Linked DNA regions of Homo sapiens: region 1 is linked to region 2. Evidence: chromatin loops called from intact Hi-C (ENCODE). Cell type or tissue: chondrocyte. All regions are shown on one strand. Each heading gives the region's core, and the rest is flanking DNA. Links, peaks and the distances in the headings are about the cores only.

Evidence for each region. A loop is a pair of places that touch in the nucleus more often than their neighbours do. Peaks named below come from ENCODE experiments on the same cell type or tissue, not always from the same donor. Only the 100,000 strongest peaks of a DNase experiment are listed, where the experiment ranks them.
Region 1: a loop joins it to region 2, with 2.7 times the contacts of the local background. A loop is called at or near these places in 5 of 110 quality-filtered maps.

The regions. Positions count from the first base shown.
Region 1 is chr10:44,296,184-44,306,683 of GRCh38, reverse strand. It overlaps LOC124902544 (a long non-coding RNA gene), which reads left to right. Exons shown (of 3, transcript XR_007062369.1): 2 at 8,787-8,954. Among named protein-coding and RNA genes, the nearest start is that of LINC02881, 8.7 kb to the right of the region's middle. RefSeq lists enhancers at 4,775-5,974, 8,263-8,764. In chondrocyte, for the core only: no CTCF peak of the experiment used is centred there; a DNase peak (open chromatin) is centred at 5,454.
Region 2 is chr10:44,191,575-44,202,074 of GRCh38, reverse strand. No RefSeq gene overlaps it. Among named protein-coding and RNA genes, the nearest start is that of LINC02881, 96 kb to the left of the region's middle. RefSeq lists enhancers at 3,240-3,349, 5,719-5,888, 7,569-8,068, 8,069-8,570 and a cis regulatory region at 5,803. In chondrocyte, for the core only: no CTCF peak of the experiment used is centred there; no DNase peak of the experiment used is centred there.

The DNA.
Region 1 (10,500 bases), core at 4,087-6,586, 100 kb before region 2:
CAACACTCCACTTTGTAAAAGAGGTTATTAGTTTCTTAGCATTGTCTTCTACTTTTCTTCTCCCTTGCCCCACTCTCCAATTCTTCTCAGCATCCCAACTTCTGTGGGCTGGCCTTTTACTAGTGCCAAACATTGTGACTCAGCTCATACCCTGCTGCTCAAGTTTCAAGTCCAGCATCAGTGTGTGCTATTGCCAGGCTAGAAGATCTTCATAAGGGAACTAAGGTCAATTTCACTAGTGACTTTCTCTGCTCTCTTGGGCAAGTCACCCAATTCCTTGAAACCATGGCTGCCTCATTCAACTTCCTTCATAGCTTTAAAATGAGTGGGAACAAAAGAGCGGCTGTAAAGTAATGCAACTTGTAAGTTCCACACTGCTATCCACACGGAAGGCAGGGGAACTTTCTGACCTGTCCTCTGAGAAGCATGGTGAGTCCTTGAGTGTGATCTCTTATCCCCGGCATTGGATGGCACCATCACTATGGGACTGATTGATGTCCTCCAGGCCCAGTGGTTGGGGAAGGAACATTTTATATGGATTCCTTTCACATCAAATCCCATCACACAACTCTCATAAATGCTCCTGCTTTTTGATGTGTGCATTTGAATCCAAGTTAATTATATTTTGTGATATTTAAAGGGGCAAAGGGAGCGATTTCATCCATTTTCAGCCTCCCTGGAGTAAATTGTTCTAATTTACTAATAATCAAATTTAATCCTTTCTTTTCCTTAATATTCTTGGTGGTTGCATTTCAGTCCCTTTACTGGCTTTACAGTAAAATCTTGACTACCCTAGAAATTTTTTTTATACATGCCTCGATTTATACTGATAAACCCTAGAAAAGATCATGCTTGGCCTGGATCTCTTCCTATATAGAATACTTTTCTAACTTTTTTTTCTTGTGGGAATAGCTATCTCTTTTTTTTGTATTTATTTTTTGTTATTTTTAAAAATTAAATTAATTTTTACATATATAATTTACCATCTTTACCATTTTAAGTGTACATTCAATGGTAATAAATGCATTTATATTCTTTTTATTTTCTTTCATGTCTCCTTCCCTCTTCCCCTTCCTGCCTCTGGTAACCACTAAGGTACCCTACCTTCATGAGATTTACTTTTTAGCTCCTACATATGAGTGGGAACATGTGATATTTGTCTTTCTGTGCTTGGTTTATATCACTTAAATGGCCTCTAGTTCCATCCATATCACCCCAAATGACAGAATTTCATTTATTTTTATGGCTAAATAATATTCCATTGGGTACGTAGACCATATTTTAAGAATTCATTCATCCTTGGGCACTTAGGTTTGTTCCAAATCTTGGTGATTGTGAATAGTGCTGCAATAAACTTACAAGTGAAGATATCTCTTTGATAGATTCCCTTTCTTTTGAGTATATACCCAGCAGTGGAATTGCTGGATTATATGGTAGTTCTATTTTTAGTTTTTTTGAGGAATTTCCATACTGTTCTTCTTTCTGGCTGTACTAATTTACATTTCCACCAACAGCACATGAGGGTTCCCCTTTCTCCATATTCTCTCCAGCATCTGTTATTGCTTACCTTTTTGACATGAGCCATTTTAACTGGGGTGAGATAATATCTGATTGTGGTTCTGACTTGAATTTCTCCAATCATTAGTGACATTAGTATTTTTTATATATCTGTCGATGATTTGCGTGTTTTGAGAAATGTCTGATCTGATTTTTGATCAGATTGTTTTTGTTTTTGTTTTGTTTTGTTTGACTTTCTCTACTCTCCTGAGAAGAGTTTGCTATTGAGTTGTTTGAGCTCCTTATATATTCTGGTTATTAATCCCTTGCCAAATGGATGGCTTGCAATTATATTCTCCTATTCTGTGGGTTGTCCCTTCACTTTTTTTATTGTTTCCTTTACTGTGTAGAAACTTTTTAGCTTGATGTAATCCCATTTGTTTATTTTTGCTTTTGTGCCTGTGCTTTGGAGGTCTTATACAAAAAATCTTTGCCCTAGATCAATGTTCTAGAGCATTTTCCCTGTCATCTTTAAGTAGTTTCATAGTCTCTGGTCTTAGATTTAAGTCTTTAATTCATATTGATTTGATTTGATTTGATTGCGTTTCATTCTTCTGCACATAGTTATCCAGTTTTCTCAGCACCATTTATTGAAAAGACTGTTCTTTCTTCATTGTATAATCTTAGTGTCTTTGTCAAAGATGAGTTTGTTGTAAATGTGTAGATTTATTTCTGGGTTCTATTGGTCTGTGTATCTATTTTTATGCCAGTACCATGCTGTTTTGGTTACTAGAGCTTTGTACTAGATTTTGAAGTCAGCTAATGTGATGCCTCAGCCTTGTTCTGGCTTAGGATTGCTGTGTTAGTCTGTTCTTATGCTGCTGTAAAGAGCTTCCCTGAGACTGGGTAATCTACAAATGAAAGAGGTTTAATTGATTCACAGATCCGCATGGGTGGGGAGGCCTCAGGAAACTTACAATCATGGCAAAAGGAGAAGCAGGCATGTCTTACATGGTGGCAGGCAAAAGAGAGAGAGAGAGGAGAGAGAGAGAGGGAGGAACTGTCAAACACAAAACCATCAGATCCTATGAGAACTCGCTCACTATCATGAGAACAGCATGGGGGAAATGGCCCCCATGATCCAGTCACCTCCTACGAGGTCCCACCCTCCCACACGTGGGGATTATGGGGATTACAATATGAGATGAGATTTGGATGGGGACACAGAGCGAAACCATATCAATTGCTTTAGCTATTCAGGGTCTTTTGGGTTCTATATACATTTTAGGATTTTTTTTTGTTTCTGTGAAGAATATCATTGATGTTTTGACAGGGATTACACTGAATCTGTAAATTGGTTTGGGTAGTATGGTCATTTAAATAATGTTATTTCTTCCAATCCATGAGCATTAAATATCTTTCTATCGTGCATGTGTGTCCTCTTCTATTTCCTTCATCAGAGTTTTATGGTTTTCCTTGTAGAGATTTTTCACTTCCTTTGTTAGATTGATTCCTCCTTGGTTAGATTGATTCTTAGGTATTTTATATTTTTTGTAGCTATTGTAAACAGGATTCCTTTCTTGATTTCTTTTTCAGATTGTTCACTGCTGGCATATATAAATGTTACCAAGTTTGTATTAATATATTGATTTTGTATCTTGCAATGTTGTTGAATTCATTTATCAGTTTTAACAGTTTTTTGGTTGAATTTTTAGGTTTTTCTAAGTACAAGATTATGCCTTCTGTGAACAAGACTAATTTGACTCCATCTTTTCCAATTTTGATGCCTTTTATTTCTTTCTCTTGCCTAATTGCTCTGACCAAGACCTGCAGTATTATGTTGAATAATAGTGGTGAAAATAGCCATCCTTGTCTTATTTCAGTTCTTACAGGAAAGGCCTTCAAATTTTCCCCCTTCAGTATTATGTTAGCTGTGGCTTTGTCATATATGGCCTTTATTAGTTTGAGGTATGTTCCTTGATTACCCATTTTTATAAGGGTTTTTATCATAAAGGGACATTGAATTTTATCAAATGCTTTTTCAGCATCTGTTGGAATAATCATATGGTTTTTGTTCTTGATTCTGTGAATGTGATGTATTATGTTTGTTTGTTTGCATATGTTGCATGTGTATGTTTATTTGCATTGCCCCATCTTTGCATCACTGGGATGAGTCCCATTTGGTCATGATGAATGATCTTTTTAATGTGTTGTTGAATTTGGCTAGCTAAGATTTTGTTGAGGATTTTTGCATCTATATTCATTAGTAATATAGGCCTGAAGTTTGTTGTTGTTGTTGTTGTGTCCGTGTCTAGTGTTGTTATCAGAGTAATGCTGGCCTCTTAGAATGAGCTTGGAAGTACTCCCTCCTCACCATTTGTTTTGAAGAGTTTGAGTAAGATCGGTATTTATTCTTTAATGTCTGGTAGAATTCGGCAGTGATTCAATCTGTTCCTGGGGCTTTTCTTTGATGGGATATCTCTCTTTTTGGCTCTAATCTTCCTAACAGGGGAAATTTTAACCTAGGAACATGATGCTTTCTATTGCTACTTTGTTCAAAGCCTAACAGTTTAATGTCAGCGGTAGTAATGATGACAACAGCAGCTGACCTGACTGAGCACCCCCACATGTGACAAGACACCATGCTAAGGGATTTACATCTCTTAGCTCCTCGAACCCTGACAACTGCCTTGTTTTCTCATTTCACACATGATGAAACGAGACTCAGGAGATTCAACAACTTGAGGTTAACAATGTGCCTAAGGTCACATCATAATTCTGGTGGGATGCAGCTTCCTATCTCCTGTAAGTGGGCCATTTTAAGGCCCACCCGGGCAGAGCCCCTCGACTGGCATAACTTAATAATACTCGATTTCAGATAACTTATTAAAATCATTTCACCACAGTAGAGCAAATAACTGTGGTCAATGGTGATGGCAGTGGAAACCTTTCCAGCAACCATGAGCTACTCTTTGCAAATGATCACTCTGGCGGATAATCCCATTAGTTCTCTTCTACCACCTCTTCAGAAATACTCTCACCTCCCAGCACAGAGGCACCTGGGCTGTGGCTTTTCCAGAAATGAAGAGATGGGGATGGGGGCAGGGAAAATAACACTTGATTATCTAAAATATCTCTATTTCTTAATTTTTAATTTATTTGGTGACAGTAATACAGAAAGCTGGAATAATGCCAAGCAGCCATGTGTCATACAACGAATAACTTGTCCTGCTGTGTGCTGTATTAAAAGGACTTTTTGAATGACTACATTATGGACACATTGAGTGCTCTGATCCAGAAGAGTCCATGGTGCCTTCAGACAAGAGCCCTGGGCACCTCTGTAGCAACGTGTCCCCTACTTCTCACTGTCCCCAAAGGTTTTCCTGAAATCCTGCCTTAGATATCAAGGAGGCCATTGTCATGGCCTCCTTCAGCACAGACCTTATTATTTCCTTATTGGAGCTGTCAAAAAATCTTGGGATGGTTCTTTTCTCAAGAATCATCCTTTGACACTTGCTAGTCTGTCCTAGAGCCTAGGAACATTCCCAGCTTTCTGCTCCTTTCTCTCCTTTTGCTGTCTAGGCCTTGCATACCCTGTGCTGGCTCCTGGCTCCTGGCCCTGCCTGGTGTGCTGAGCTGGCACCATCATCCCCTGGAGTCGGCTCAGGGCCAACAAATTTCTGACACAAGGAGATTAATTAGGTCCAGGGAAGCGAGAAGCAGGTGCTGTGAGTCATGTGGCGATCAGCTGTGCTTTCTCTATGATAGAATGCAAATGATCCCACACACTCAAATTCCCAGCATCATCATGACCATCATGACTGATCAGACCATGGCCACAGGGATTTTAACTCCAGTGATGACGGGCAGTGAGGTCAGCTACATCTCAAATCAAGAAAGACAGACAAGTCGGTAAACCAGCTTCTGTGAATCAGAACCATTGACCACATCTAATTCCAGGGAGCAGAGCCAAGGCTGCAGCCTGAGGGCATGTCTGTCACTAAGGCTGGTGAGATGCTGAGTCATTTAGTTTCCAGCAATTAGGCATCTTCTGCTCAAGCAAAAAGTAGCCAGATGACTATCTGGTGAGGTAAGCTGTAGTAATAATATGAACAATCATAATTGATTTGCATTGTGATGCCTACATCTAAAAGTACCTCCATTTATTTCTTTATGTTGTTGTGCATGTATTCATTCATTCAATGGACATCTTTTTGAGCTCAAAAGATGAGGAAACTACTGTGCTGGGCCTTAATGGCCCTTGCCATCAAGAAACTCAGGGTCTCTTGGGGAATGATACAAACACAAGACTCACAGCATCCAGTTAAAATGCCATGCTTTCTGTTATACCAGGCACCATGGAAACACCGTGGGAAGGCTGGAGAACTCTGCTTCTGGACGTGTTCATTCAGGCCCATCCTTGTCTCCACCTCACTTACTCTCTTCACTTCTGGCAGGGCTGAATGCCCTCATTTTACCCAACACCAGGAATCTCCAAGGAACCCCAGAAAGTTGCAGGACCCTGGACTCCTTTCTTGTAGCTAGGGGTCAGGTCAGGCACATGCACATCAGCTGCCGGGGAGGAAGTGGGGTGCAGGGATGCAGACCGGGCTGCAAAATAGCCTCTCAACATCCCAGCCTCTCTGCAGGAGAGATGCTGCCCGTGGCCACTCCAGAGTTGGTGGACCTCATTCATGTCTCCAGGAGAGATAAACGACTTTAACAAAACCCAGCAATATTAGCAAAGCCTGTGGCCAGAACATTTCAGTGAGTAATTTTAATGCCCAGGTGTGTAGCATGGCACAGAAAAACATCTTTGAGGATGGATTAACAACACATTTTGCCATCCCCTGAGAGATTTTACCCTGAACGCACACATCTCTAAGAGATGGTGTGGTCCCTATCATTAGATTGTTATGAAGAATGCTTTAGGAAGTCTCTCCCAGGTGCCAAGGCTCCTCTGGGAAAAGGTTCAAAGGGTGGTGGGCCAGTCCTCTGGGCACATGCATTCCTGGTGCAGACCACCAGAATTGTGCCAGTAGTAGCTAAGGGTGTTAGCAAGTCCTGGTGCATGCCACGGTGCAGGCCCAGGCAGCCAGCCTGTGCTCTTCATTCTGGGACAGTGCTGTCCTGGACTGTCCTTTATGACCACCCCCAGCCTTGGTTCTGCAGTGGGGCATGGTTGTGTGCTGGTGGCAACAAGGACACGCCCTGACCCTCTGCTCCCTCTCTTGTTCTCCTTTTGTTTTAACATTTTCCTCAGATTATAGAATTACCACATGCCAACTATTATGAGCTGAATTGGGCCTTCCCACCCACAAATCCATGTGTTAAAGCCCTAACCCCTAGCACCTCAGAATGTGACTGTATTTGGAGATAGGATCTTTAAAGAAGTAAATAAGTTAAATGAGATCATTAGGGTGGGCTCTCATCAAATTTGACTGATGTCCTTCTAAGAAGATGGGGACACAGACACACACAGGGGGAAGACCACGTGAAGACACAGGGCATCTGCAAGCCAAGGAGAGAGAGAGGCCTCAGGACTCTGCCAGCACCTTGAGCTCAGTCTTCCAGCCTCCACAACTGTGAGAGAATAAATTTTCATTGTTTCAGCCCCCAGTCTGTGGTATTTTGTTATGGTAGCCCTAGCAAACTAATACACCTTCCACAGAAAATTGAGGAGATATACACAAATTTAGATTGTGAAAATAATGACTATTTTTCTAAATCTCTCTACCCAGAGAAAATTTCAGTTACTATTTCAGTCATTTTTCTTACAGTTTAAAAATCCATATTATATAGAGAGACAAATTGACAGTGGTGGTAGTTAGAGATTACATTCTGTATCCAACTTGCCTTCTGAATTGACATTGCATGAATGAGTACCGCCTTATGTCAATAGGTTCGGGCCATAATTTAATCATTGGTAATATTGGGGGTCATGCTTTATTCTAGACAGACAGACCCACACACCCTACTTTTTAATTATATTATCCATACTGTTCTTTTTCCAGATTTCCTTATTTAGTAGTCAATATGGATAGATTTCTATGTTCATAAACATGGATTTGTGTCATATGTAAATTTTTGGATAATATTTTATAGAACAGGGTTATGAGTTTTCTTTAAACCTATATTGATGGTCATTTAAAATTTTTCATTTCTTTTTTTTTTTTTGTTAAAAATGAAAGCACTGTGAGGACTGCCTGATCGCATAGCTATGCACCCTGGAACTCTTTCTTTAGAACCAGTTCTGAGGCTGCAGTGCCTACGGTGGAGTTGAGGGAGTGTTTGCTTCCAATTCCTGCCTGTTGTCCTGGAGGTTGGCTGCGACTCTATCCCCAACAGCAGTTTATGGGCAAGGGTGTCCATAATCTTTTTGCACATTTAACATTCTCAATCTAGGCTGGTTTGGGGCTATAAATTATACCTCACTGGGGCTTTTACAAATTTATTGGTCATTTGCATTTCGTTTTATTTGAATTGCCTGTTTGTATTCTCTTTCTGCTTCTAAAAGTTGGTGTGTTTGCCTTTTCCTAACAGTTTTATAAGATCTTTTTAGGTAATAGCAATTTTAATTCTTTTATATGTATTTGGCAATTCCCTTCCTGCTCGCTATTCCCCCCAGTTTTCCTTATCTCTTAATTTTGTACATGGCAGGTTTTTATTTTATTTCAGAGCACATTTTAAGTTTTTATGTATTAACATCTATTAGTCTTTTCCTTATATTACTTCAGATTTTGGTTGCCTGCTTAGAAAGCACTTTCACACCCAGATATTCATACAATTTTCACTAAATGTTTTCTTTTACTGCCCTTATGATTTTTTTTAAATATTAAAAATATTTAGCCCATCTGGAATTCATTTTGGTGTGAGGTATGAGGTAGGACTGTAACACTATTTTCCCCTAAGATGGTTAGTAGGTTGTCACAACGCATTCCCCACTAATCTGTCCTTTTCCTGGAGATTTAAAGAGACACCTTTACATGTGTATGTGCTCTTGTGGGCCCCGCACAGCGGAAGGCATCCTGGCATTGTGAGAGTGCAAAACCTGCCGGGGAAGCCCCTCGGTGTCTCTCTTCTGTTATCAGCATTTGTATTGCTAGTTCAGTCATTTTTCCAGATGACTTTTAGAATGCATGCTGTTGCGATGTTAATTGACACTTTGCTATATTTATGGATTACTTTGCAGAGAATTAGAATAGTCTTGTTATCTAAATACAGCAAACATTTTATTTCTTCCTTTCCAGTATTTGCATAATTAACATATCTCTCTTTCCTCCTTGGAGTTGCTAGAATATGGCTGTACGGCAATGCTGAGACATCACGCTGAGCGAGAGTGGACATCCTCATTTTATTCCTACCCTTACCGTGGATCTCTCCTGTGCTTCACCACTCAGTATAATGCTGGCTGAGCTCTTCTGACAAATACCTTCCAAGATGTGAGGAAAACACACGTAGGTGCAGTTGTTGAATTGTATGATCTGCCACTGAAGTAATTAGTGTGATAATTACTTGGATTTTCTCCTTTAACAAATTATTGTTATAAATTATATTAATATATGTCATGCTAATAAATTATTTCCATATTCCTAGGAATAAAGCTGGGTAGTTTGTGGTATATTATTCTTTGAATTTATTCCTGGATTTAACGTAAAAATATTTTATAGGGAAGTGTTATATCTATACTCTTAAGTGCAATTGTTCTATAGATGCTTTTCATTGTTATCTTTGTTGAGTTTGGGCTTAAATGTGATGCTAGTCTTATATAATCAGTTTCAAACAATTTCTAAACTTTCTATGCTTTGGGAACTTTAAAATAGCATCATACTGAATTATTTCCCTCAAAGTCTGATAAAAATCATCTATGACCTGGATTACTTATAAGGGATCCAAAGGAAGGTGGGAAGGAAGTAATTTGCATTTGAAAAAAGCTTTCCCTCCTTGGGATTGGAGTCCTTTGATCAAAAAAAGTAGTTTTACAGTTCTGTGTGGTTAAAATTCATAATCATTTTGTCATTATTTACTACTTGTACTAAGAGAAAAAGGCTTGTAGAATTTCTACCTTATTTAGAATAGACTTTGTTAGGCCTAATTCATTATCAATATTTATAAATACTGAGTTAATACATTACTTTGTCTCTTTGTGGCTTACAATGTTTTCTATGTAGGTACTATGCCAAGTTTGTTAATTACATTATTCACGCTTTGTATGTCCTTTTTTATCTTGTTAATCCACAAAATTCTGTACAATGTGTTAGAGCTTCTCAGTACCAAACAATTTTATCAAATTTTTATGTTTTATATTTTCACATTATTTCCTCTACTAGTATTTGAAATGCAAATGTTCATGACTTCAATGTCTTCATTGTGGATTGTATATTTTATTAATAATATGATCATTTTTGCCTCATTGACTATTTTTAGGCTTTCTTTCTCTATTTGACATAAATATTCCCTCCCTTGCTTTGTCTATATCTGAATTTATCTGCTAGATCCTCGCCTAACTCCTAAGTGTCAAAGTATCAACCTCTATGCTTCATTTTACTTTAGATGGATCAGGTTTTGCTGTTTGAAGCACTCTAGGTACTTAGCCTTTGGATAGGGAAGTTTAGTCCACTTATTTTTGGATGTATTCTGATAACCAATACATTCAGTAATAGTCTTATTTTATCTTTTACATTTATCACATTTCCAGTATTTCTGATTTTATCTTCCTTTCTTTCAGTGGGTTGATCAGTAATATTTTCCTCTTTCGTTTGTTCAGCATTTGGCAAGTTATTTATCCAATTTCTATTGAATATATTTGGGTATATTTCCAAATATACTGGATATTGGATGTTGGATATATTTGGAAATATTTGGATATTGGATAAAGGATATATTTTCCAGTGATTACTTTTCAGTTTTACAAACCCAAATACAACACACAAAAAATCTTAAACTTACATTTTGCTATAATTATAAAAAATAAAATGGTTCCCATGAAACAGTTTTGGAAGA
Region 2 (10,500 bases), core at 3,182-5,681:
AAAGAGCAATAGCCTGCTACATGGAACCTGGATACACAGAGAAATGTGTGGTCCCAGCAGGCCCACCCCAGGTGCTGGTCCAGCCATGGCTTTGGGCTGCTCTGCATTTGATATGGGGTGTAAGACTGTTATTGGGTGTCTCAAGAGGCACCCCTCTTTGTGTGCAGGATCAGCAGCTGCCCTTGAGGCCCAGTTCTGCAGGGGGTAAACGACCATATGGTAAGCTTTGGCTGAGAGCACAGGCCTGCAGAGAGATTTTTAGTCAAGCATGTTCATTTCCCCAGCAGTACTCAACTAAAAAATTCCTTACTCTTGGGCTCTCCTGATTTTCCTTGCAAGCAAGAGTTAGGAAATGATGGGGCAAACCATGCTGGGAGCAGAGCGAGCCTGGGGTGGGGTGGCCACTCATGGACTTTCTGCCTTCTCATTGACACAGGTCTCCTATTAGCCTTTAGCCCTGTATTCATTTCTTTTTTTCCTTTTTTTTTTTTTTTTTTTAAAGACAGAGTCTCGCTCTGTCACCCAGTCTGGAGTGCAGTGGTGCGATCTTGGCTCACTGCAACCTCCACCTCCCAGGTTCAAGTGATTCTCCTGCTGCAGCCTCCCAAGTAGCTGGGATTACAGGCATGCACCACCACCCCTGCCTAATTTTTTTGTACTTTTTGTAGAGACGGGGTTTCTCCATGTTGGTCAGGCTGGTCTCGAACTCCTGACCCCAGGCAATCCGCCCACCTCGGCCTCCCAAAGTGCTGAGATTACAGGCATGAGCTACTGCACCCGGCCAGCCCTGTATTCATTTCTAGGGCTGCCACAACAAAGCACCAGAAACCAGGAGGCCTGAAGAACAGAGATGTATTGCTTCACAGCCCTGGTGGCTGGACGTCCAAGGTCACTGTGTCAGCAGGGTTGTTTCCTCAGAGGCCTCTGCTGGCTTGTGGGTGGCTGTCTTCTCCCTGTGTCTCTTCACATAGCCTTGCCCCTATGTGTGTCTCTGTGTCCAGATTTCCCCTTCTTATGAAGATGAAAGTCATGTGGGATTAGGAACCTCATTTTAACTTGATTACATCTGTCTTTACTTTATCTCCAAATCAGGTCACATTCTGAGCTACTAGGGGGTTAGGATTTCAATATATAAATGTGGAGGGACACAACTTGACCCTTCATAGGCCCCCTGTGTGTAAGTCCTGTCTCATTGCCTCAGAATGTAGGTCTCTGGAGATAAGCAAAATCTGGTGCCCAGGAACAACTTTCTCTGTGACCCAAAACCAACTAGTGCACCCTTTGAAGCCACCACTTCTCAATGGTGTGAAGTCCCTGAGCCTCAGATACAGGAACATGGCATGGGGCTAGGAGTCACACCTGCTGAGGTCTCACCTGGGTCCTTCACCTACTGATGGACTGGGTCCCTCTGAACTTCCACCAGGGAGAATTAAATGTGTGTTATGAGCAGATCTGTCGCAGAATCCGATGAGGAGGGGCAGAGCACAACCTCCCTAGGCGGCAGGACTTCCTTGCTGCATGAACCCACCCCACACTGGCCCCACTAATGACTGCTTTTCTAGACCCAGGAACTAGGATAGGGTGAGGAGATTGGGGTGAGGCCAGGACGGGCCACGCTGCCTGAATATTTCCAGGTCATGGGGACCCACACGCACCTTTGCGTCTTCCTTTGGTGGCTCTGACTCCTTTAATACCTTCTCTGTGGTATTAAAGAGAGGCGCCACCTCAGCCCTTCAGAGGAAGAGAGTGGGAGGCCGTTGGATGCCCCAGATTATGTCAAATTCCATGAGCTGAGTAAAAGGCCAGGGAGAGCCTGGAACCACTCGGCTGGAGGCCAGAACCTCACTGTGGTTCATTTGCTGTGGTGTCCCTAGAGGGGGACCGTCATGGCTCCAAAAAGTGCACGAAGATCATGAGGTGAGACCCAACCCTGATGGGCAAACTGTGCCAAGGACAAGACCTGGCATGTTGTCATCAAGTATGGCTGGAGGGAGGCTCCAGGATCATCTTCCCTAAAGACAGCAATGTCATTAATGGCAACATCCATGCACATGTTGTCCTTGTTCTCAAGGTTAAATCCATGCACAGCTCCACAGGAGGGTTTCCCCTGTGCTCCACATGGACCTGGCCAGGCGTGGAGAGGAGCCTGCCTGGAGGAAGTTGTGTGTGACGAAACAGCCGTCTCATTTCTTCCCACTTGCAGTGACCTCCTTCTTTTGTCTCTATCATTCCACTTTCCCTCACTCTCCAGGTCCCATGTGGCTGCACCATGAACATTTCCACCATTAATGGGTGAGAGGTCTTTCTTTTCTGCCATGAAGAGACCCAGCCAGGTACCACGGAGAAACCCAGAGTGAAAAACTCATGGTCAAGTTCCAAGTTGTTCCCAGACAAATGAACACCCCAGCACAACAGGGCCTCTTCCTAGGCCTTGCCCCACCTGCAGAGCAATGGCCCATCCCAAATACCATCTCCTCCCTCAGTAGCACCCAGCTCTGTGTCCACCCGACACTGGCTATGTTTCCTAAGTACAAAAAAAACACACTGTTTTCAGGAAAAGGGTCCTGTCCCTGAGCTCATTTGGCACTGGGCTGTCATGGTTGGAGGATTGTGCAATCAGACCCCGGGTTCGGGGGACATTTTCATGTCACTGGTTTGAATCCCATTTCCATCCAGTGGCTGGAGTGTATTCTCAGTGCTACTATATGGAGAGACATAAGGATTTCTCACCCAAGACTGAATGTAGATTTCTCTTCTGAATATGAGAAGTCACTCAGCTCTGCTAAGATTTTCCTCTGCCCTTCCTGTCCTCTGGCATTGTACCTTTGGGAGAAACAAGAAGGCAGAAAGGAGACTGCTTTGCCCCCTCAACTCTCCTGGGTCTACAGTGCCACTAGAAGCTAGCCAAGTCACCACCCAACTCTCCTCATGCCTGTATCACTCACTGAGGACTGTGTGTATGCTCACTGGGGTGAAATAGAAGGGAAGGGAGGTCACTGATGGACACTTTCTTTGGAGCAGGGGTGGACAAGTCCCAGGACAGCTGCCCTGAGAGCCACCCACCTACATACCCACGGAGCAAGAAGGCCCACAGGCTGCTCTAGAGGTCATGCTTGAAGAGGCAGGGCACGGGCAGATGTTGTTCATTGTCATTACTAGTAAGCACAGAGGCAGGGAACAGGCCCATGACCTCAGCCTCCCCAGCGGCAGCTGTTCCTCACCAAGAGATCCAGGGCCAGAGACTGCTCACTCACTTCCAAATTCAGAACGCAGCTACCCTCAAACTTCCAGATTCTACATTTTGTGATACGGAGGCTACCCGTCTCTTTCATTTCTGGCAGGATGAGTTGGAGAATTTCTGGTCCTGTTAGGCCTGTGTGACCCAGCCCTCCCCACTCTGCCCACACACAGCTGTGCAAGGTTTCAGACAGTGAGGAGCAGAGGGAAGAACAGACTGAACCCAGCCCTAGGGTTGAGTCTTCATCTCTTACTTTGACAAGCTTCTGAGTATTTTTGTTGTACTTTTCCTATCATTTTTTTTGCCCAATGCAAGAGTTAGAACAAACTTAGATATTACAAAAACAGGTCGTCTTAGTAGGTGGAAAGCAGGAACCCTGGCTGGTGGTGGCTGTGTGAAGATAACCTCAGCCACCTTCCATGAACCCAGGCACCCTCTTGAAGCCTCAGCAGGCACTCAGTGCAATCTGAGGCCAGGCCCTTCCTCCAGAGCCCAAGCTCCTGGCCTGCCCTGAGAATGAACCACATATGGAATGGACAGACAAGATGCCTTTCTCTTAGGTTTTCTTACCAAAATAAACAAATGCATTTGGGAAGATTAAATCCCCTTAATCATGAGAGTGAGAGACCATTCTCTGCAGAGAAACTCCCTAGTCCGAGGGCTAAGGGAGTTTCTGTGACAGGATGAAAACATTTATTTGAGTGAAATTTTCTTCATAGGTGAGAATGGAGGAGGACTTTTGTTGAGACACACATCCCAGAAGACAGCACCTGGGCCAGCAATGACACCCTGCCTCCCCTAGCCCCATTGCTGCATCCTGGAGGGTCCTGAAAGGTCCCAGCCTCCCAGGGGCAGGAAGGGAAGGCACCTTGGCCACAGTTGTTGGAGCTGAGACCACATGATTTTCCTGGTGTGTCTGTCTCCAACTCTTACCTACCACTTCCTGCCTAGAAAGTTCCAGACTTGGAACCTGCGTGAATGTGGCCCTTGTCTTTTGCTTTGCCCAGGGGTGGGTTGACATGATTTTACATGTGGGAGACCCAGAAGTCACATGATAGATGTCAAGAGTCAGGAGGAAGAAGACCCTGGGAAGGGAGAGAGGGAGGCAACAGCTATGTGCACATCACAAGGCTTGGCAAGATGAGGGGCATCCTCCAGTCGGATGGCCGTAGTTCTCTGCTTTCCTTGCATTTGGAAAAAAGAGTCCAGTAAGCTTGCACCTTAAGAAAAGGCAATAGTGTCGATGCACTTGGACAGAAGATTGGTATCCTATTGCGGAGGCTGTGAATGCCCAGAAGACTAAGCCCGTCACCGAGGTCTCCTCAAAAGCACTTCTGAGCAAGCTGCATTGGTGCCTCCCTCTCCCTCCGCCTTCCGACTTCCAAATTCTATCACCTCATGTTTAATTTCACGTTGTCAAGGTTAACATTCTTCTTTTCGTTTGTATAGTTTATTAAACACTTGTATCCTGCCATCTCTGTGCCTGGTGCTATTCTAAGCACTTTAGAAAAACTAGCCCATGGCCAGGTGTGGTGGCTCATGCCTGTAATGCCACCACTTTGGGAGGCTGAGGTGGGAGGATTACTTGAGCCTCAAGAACAGCCTGGGCAATGTAGTAAAATGCTGTCTCTACACAAATAATAAAGAAAAATTAGCCAGGCATGGTGGCATGTGCCTGTTGTACCAGCCACTTGGGAGGCTAAGGTAGGAGGATTGCTGGGCGGTCAAGGCTACAGTGAGCTGATATCGCACCATTGCACTTCAGCCTGGGCAACAGAGCAAGACCCTGTCTGAAAAGAAAGGAAAACAAAACAAAACAAAACAAAACAAAACAAAAGACGTATTAGCTCATATATAGAATCTAACAAAGTTGATCTCATGGAGGCAGAGAGTAGAATGATGGTTATCAGGGGGTTGGGGAGTGGTACTGGGGGATTGGGGAGATGTTGATCAAAGGATAGAAAATGTCAGTTAGATAAAGGAATAAGTGGATGTATAGTGTTCCTACCACAAATATCATATCTAGGTGGGGTGATGCACATGTTAATTAGCTAGATTTAGTCATTCCACAATGTATGTACACTTCAAAACATCATGTTGTACTCAATAAATATATATATAATATTAGCTATCAATTTAAATAAACATTTTAATAACTTAAAAAACAAAATATCAATTCAATCACTTCTCTGACAAGAGTCCTTGCTGGAGTTGCTGTTCCTGCCCTCGTGCTCTGATGAGGAAACCTGAGGGCGCAGAGGCTGAGGCCTTGCTGAAGGTTGCATGCCTGCTGGCTCCGGTGACAGCTCACGCTCTTGTGACCTGCAGGCCAGCTCTCCTCTCCTCCTCTCTGCCTTCAGCCCCGCTCACCTGCTCTCCCTGCACTCCCTCCAGGGACTCTTCTCATCCCCAGATCTCCACTAGTTCCTTTCTTTCATCACATTGATGTCTATCTTGTGCCAGGCCTTGTGTACAAGCTGGGACCCACCACAAGCTTTTCAGACTTGGCTGGCGCCCGGTGGGCTCCCAGTGCAGAGGGAAGCATGTGAGTAACCAGGTGTCACTGCCCCTGAGGTCTACTCAGCACCTCACAGCCCATGGATACCTTGCAGAATTAGTACAAGCTGTTCCTTTCTCCAAGCACATAGCAAATCCCATCACAATGTGTACCTGTGACAACCCCAAATGTGAACTGCATTCTGTGTGAAGCCTCCACAGCTGCAGGTGGAGACCTACAGAAGGGGCATATGGGTTGGGGGCCTGTCCAAGCCTGGGGAAGGGTCAGCCACGCTTCTCACTGGAGAGCACCTCTGCAAAGTGCCAGCTTAGCCGTTCCTTTGTGATAACAATAGTGGAGCGTTCTATGCCCTTGTCCACACCTGGGTGTTTACAGAGGAAAATCACTAAAGAGCATTTGTGACTATGACCACATAAATACTGTTCGTGACAGAATCCACACTCAGTCCTTGGGCCACTGTAAGGAGCATGACTCTAGAGCTGGACTTGAACTTGGACACCAGAGTTCTATCTGCTCCAAAACCATTAAGTTATTCTGCCTTCCAGTTTGCCAGGATGGGCTGGCAAGTTGTTTCAAAAGTAAACACAGCAGAGTCTTTTATTTTTTTAAGCAATGTTAGATGTTTCCTGTTCCAAAGTGCACACCGCAGCCCCTGGGCTCCATGCCTGATTTTCTCCAGGGCAGACATCTGGAGGATGACTCAGAGACCCACAAAAAGAGATGTCTGCAGGCTGGGCCCTGCAACCCTGGGCACCCCAGTGGGATACCCCAGAAGTGAGCAGTTATTATCTCTTGTGTTGACAGTGGCATGTGCTGGAGCCATCCCTAAAGACTAGAGGGAAGGAAGGAGAGGCCCCCGGCCCCTCCTGAGAGGCCACTTAACTTCCCCAGCCACTGTGGGTCAAATGGCTTTTCTTGTTATCTGGAGGCCTGGACACTCACACTAGTGCCCTTATCCTCTTCCCTCCACTCGCTCTCTTTGTTCTAAGCCTTTCAATGCTGGGTCCCCTGCTTTGTGGACCATATAGGGATCTGGGCATTTTCACCTCCCACCTCCTCTGGTTCGCTCCTCTATCTCTCTCTGCGAGAGAGGGAAAAGAAAGCAGAGTGAGGACTCAGGCACCACACAGATAAGCCTGTCTGACACGCCTGGCTCATTTTCTGACAGAACAGCAAAAGGATGGAATGGCTTCAGCTCTGGGTTCACCTTGCCTGACTCTTCTTCCAGAAAATTGAAAGCAGCAGAGGACCCACAAGATTACTGTCATGAGCCCCCAACAGTCCTATTACAGAGGGAAAGAGCAACTGAGGCCAGGTTGGAGAAAGGACCGCTTCCCAGTGTGGGCTGAACTTGTCCCACAAAATCCATGTGTTGAAATCTTGATCCCCATTTCACAGAATGAGACTGCATTTGGAGGGAAGACCTTTAAAGAGGTGATTAAGGTAAGATGGAGTTGTTGCGGGGGCCTAATCCCATATGACTGGAGTCCTTATAAGAAGAGGATATTAGGACACAGGCACACACAGACCACGTGAAGATACAGGGAGAAGGCAGCATCTGCAAGGCAAGGAGAGAGGCCTTAGGAGAAACCAACCTTGCAACACCTTGATCTTGGGCTTCCAGCCTCCAGCATGGTGAAAAAATACATTTCTGTTGCTTAAGCCACACAGCTGGTGGCTTCTTGTTATGGCAGCCCTAGCAGACTAATACACCCCTAAATTACACAAGAGGAGGTGGCAGTGGAGAAGTCCCTGGGGCTGACCCCAGCTTTCTGCTCTGTCCCACTGCCACTGTTTCATTGTCACTGGAAGCATTTCTCTTCTCTTTTAGGGAAGCATGCAGCACATGTATACACACATGCACACACACACACACGTGCATCCTGAAGGATAAGTATGTAGTTATTCAGGTGGAGAAAAAGAATAAGAAATTATGTAAAGGAAAGGAAACAGCTCCAGCAACATGTGGGGGAGCTGCAGCCCTGTGGGTGGGCTCAGGAGAAGCCCCCCAGCTCTAGGCAACCTTAGGAAAAGCTGGAGAGGGTCAGGAGACCAGGTGAGAGGCAGGCAGGGTGGGACCCAGGCACATCCAGGTTCCAAGGGAGGATCTGAGACTTCATCCTGCAAACAATAGGTTCCATAAGGGATTTTAGATGGAATGACGTGGTCAGCTTCAGTCTCAGGCTGAAGAGGAGACCTGGACGTTGGATGGAGCCTGGAAGCAGACTGCCCAGTAGCCCCTTCAATGACGGCCTGGGTAGCAGAGCAGCAATAGTGAGCTGAGGGCCTGTGAGGCATCCTGCCCTCCCTGCCTCCTTGTGGCCCCCCAGAGCAAGTGGGACAGTCCCAGGGAGGGCAGGTGGCTCTGCAGCCGCACAGCAGGGGACCGTGCAGCCCCTAGGGGAAGGAGGTGGCACCCAGCCCTGTGGATTATTTTCTATCAGAGCTCAAAGAGGAAAGCAGTCTGCAAAGTTGAAGAGTAGTTGAGATCTCATGTGTTTGAAAGCAATCCCTGTACAAAACACCAAGAGACTTTATAGAAACATTAGGAGGCAGCAGCTTCCCTGTTGGTAAGAGTTCACTCTCAAATAAAATCCACATGTTATTTATGTTCTTTGACCCAGCTGTTAGCTCCCTATAGATATTGAGATATAAGAATAATCTGGTAGTAATATTATTCCATTTGGAGTGGATTCTTTGTTCTTAAGCTAAAAGGTGATTAAGGGAAAGATCCACCAGGAGGTATTAAGGGGCTTGAGTAGCTTGGATGAAGATGGGTGAGGTAGCACATAGAAGCCATCCACACAAGATTGCAGAAACAGTAGAGCTGCATGTCTAGCAAGTCTTTATTGCTTTTCAATAACATGATAACATTCCTATAAAAGTAATTTATAGATGGACTCAAGGCAAAGCTGGGAAGCTGAGCCTGTGGGTTTTAGAGAAGAACCCACAAGCTCCAACCGGGAATTGTATTGGGTTTGTTTTTCACGGTTGAGGCCGCTGCTCTTTGCTCTCAGATTTCAAACTGAGATGCACTGGCTGCATGCTAATGCAGGAGCAGCAGCCCAGCTATGAGCTCCATGAGTCAGGAAGGAACCTAGAGAATTTTCACATTCCCAGGTTCAAAACTGTGCAGAGGCAGGTGATTGCCAGGAACTTTGTGTTTGGTGAAGTGATGCCCTTAAGGGAGGAGGCTGGGACCCAATGCACATGGGCCTCAGGGACCCAGCAACTGGGAGCAGCCAGGCCCCGCAGGTTGGCATTTGCCTTTACTTGTGGGCATGCGTAGACGTGGGAGTGGTTTCACAAATGGCATGAAGTGAAACAGGCAAATCTCACCTATTTTCTGACAGCAGCACTGTGATTCTTAATATTGGATAGGAAACTAGAGTTTGTGGCTGATGTAAAGGAGTAAATCTAGTCTGAGAATAGGAAATAAAAAGCCTGGTTATTTGGTAACATGTACCTTAGACCTCCAGACCTTGGCAGGCTCAGGCGTGTTGAGGGGAGCACCCAGGCCTGAGAACTGTGTGTGCAAAGGTCCTGGACAGAAAAGAGTTTGGTTGGCTTTAGGTGAAGAGAGAAGACCGCTGTGGCTGAAGCCCATTGAGTGAGAGTGTCCAGACAGAAGATGGAGCCTCAGCCTTCAAGGCATTGTGGGCCATGCTAACAGCTGACGGAAAGTTATCTGCCGTGGTGTGGGCAAAGTACAGAGAGCAGGACCAATGAAATCATTCTCCAGAGGCCCCGGCAGTGCTGAGAAAGCCTCAGGCTTGGGGACAGAGCCACTGGAAAAGAAGACCCTCCCTTCTCTGGACCCAAGCTCCTTCCCACAGGTGGCACATGGCCATGCTGAGACGGACACAGTGGACCTCATTGTGGTGACTGAGTGGAAGAGTTTCTGGAACATTCCCAGGCACCTGCTCACCACCATCCAACCTCTCAGCCACCCGAACCCAAAGAGAATCCTTTCTTCACATTTTCCCATCTTTCTGCCTTTCCTTCCTCTGTTTTTCTCTTCCTGCTGTCCTCTTTCCTCATCTCTCCATCTTTTCTTCCATCCTTCTCCTCTTCATTTTTTTTATTTTTAAATATACTTTACTTTTGAGAGCAGTTTTAGTTCACAGCAAAATTGAGTGAAAGTACAGAGAGTCACCATCCTGACACGTCCACAGTGTACATTAGGACGCAGTGTACATTAGGAGTACGCAGTGTACATTAGGGCTCATCTTGGTGTCGCACAACCCTATGGGTTTGTACAAATTTATCATGACATTTATCCACTGTTAGGATATTGTACAAAGTAGTTTCACCGCCCTAACATTTCTCTGTTCTCTGCCTATTCATTCCTCCCTCCCCACTAATCCCTGGCAACCACTGATCTTTTTACTACCTCCATAATTTTGCCTTTCCAAGAGTGTCATATAGTTGGAATCATACAGTATGTAGCCTTTTCAGATTGGCTTCCTTCACTTAGCAGTATGCCTTTAAGTTTCTCTCATGTCCTTTCATGGTTTGATAGCTCCTTTCTTCTTAAGCACTGAATATTAATCCATTGTCTGGATGTACCACAGTTTATCCATTCAGCTATTGACATCTTGATTGTTTCCAAGTCTTGGCAATTATGAACAAAGCTGCTATAAATATCCATGTGCACGTTCCTGTGGACACTGATTTTCAATTCCTTTGGGCAAATACCAAGGAGTGTGATCGATTGCTGAATCATATGCTAAGAGTATATTTA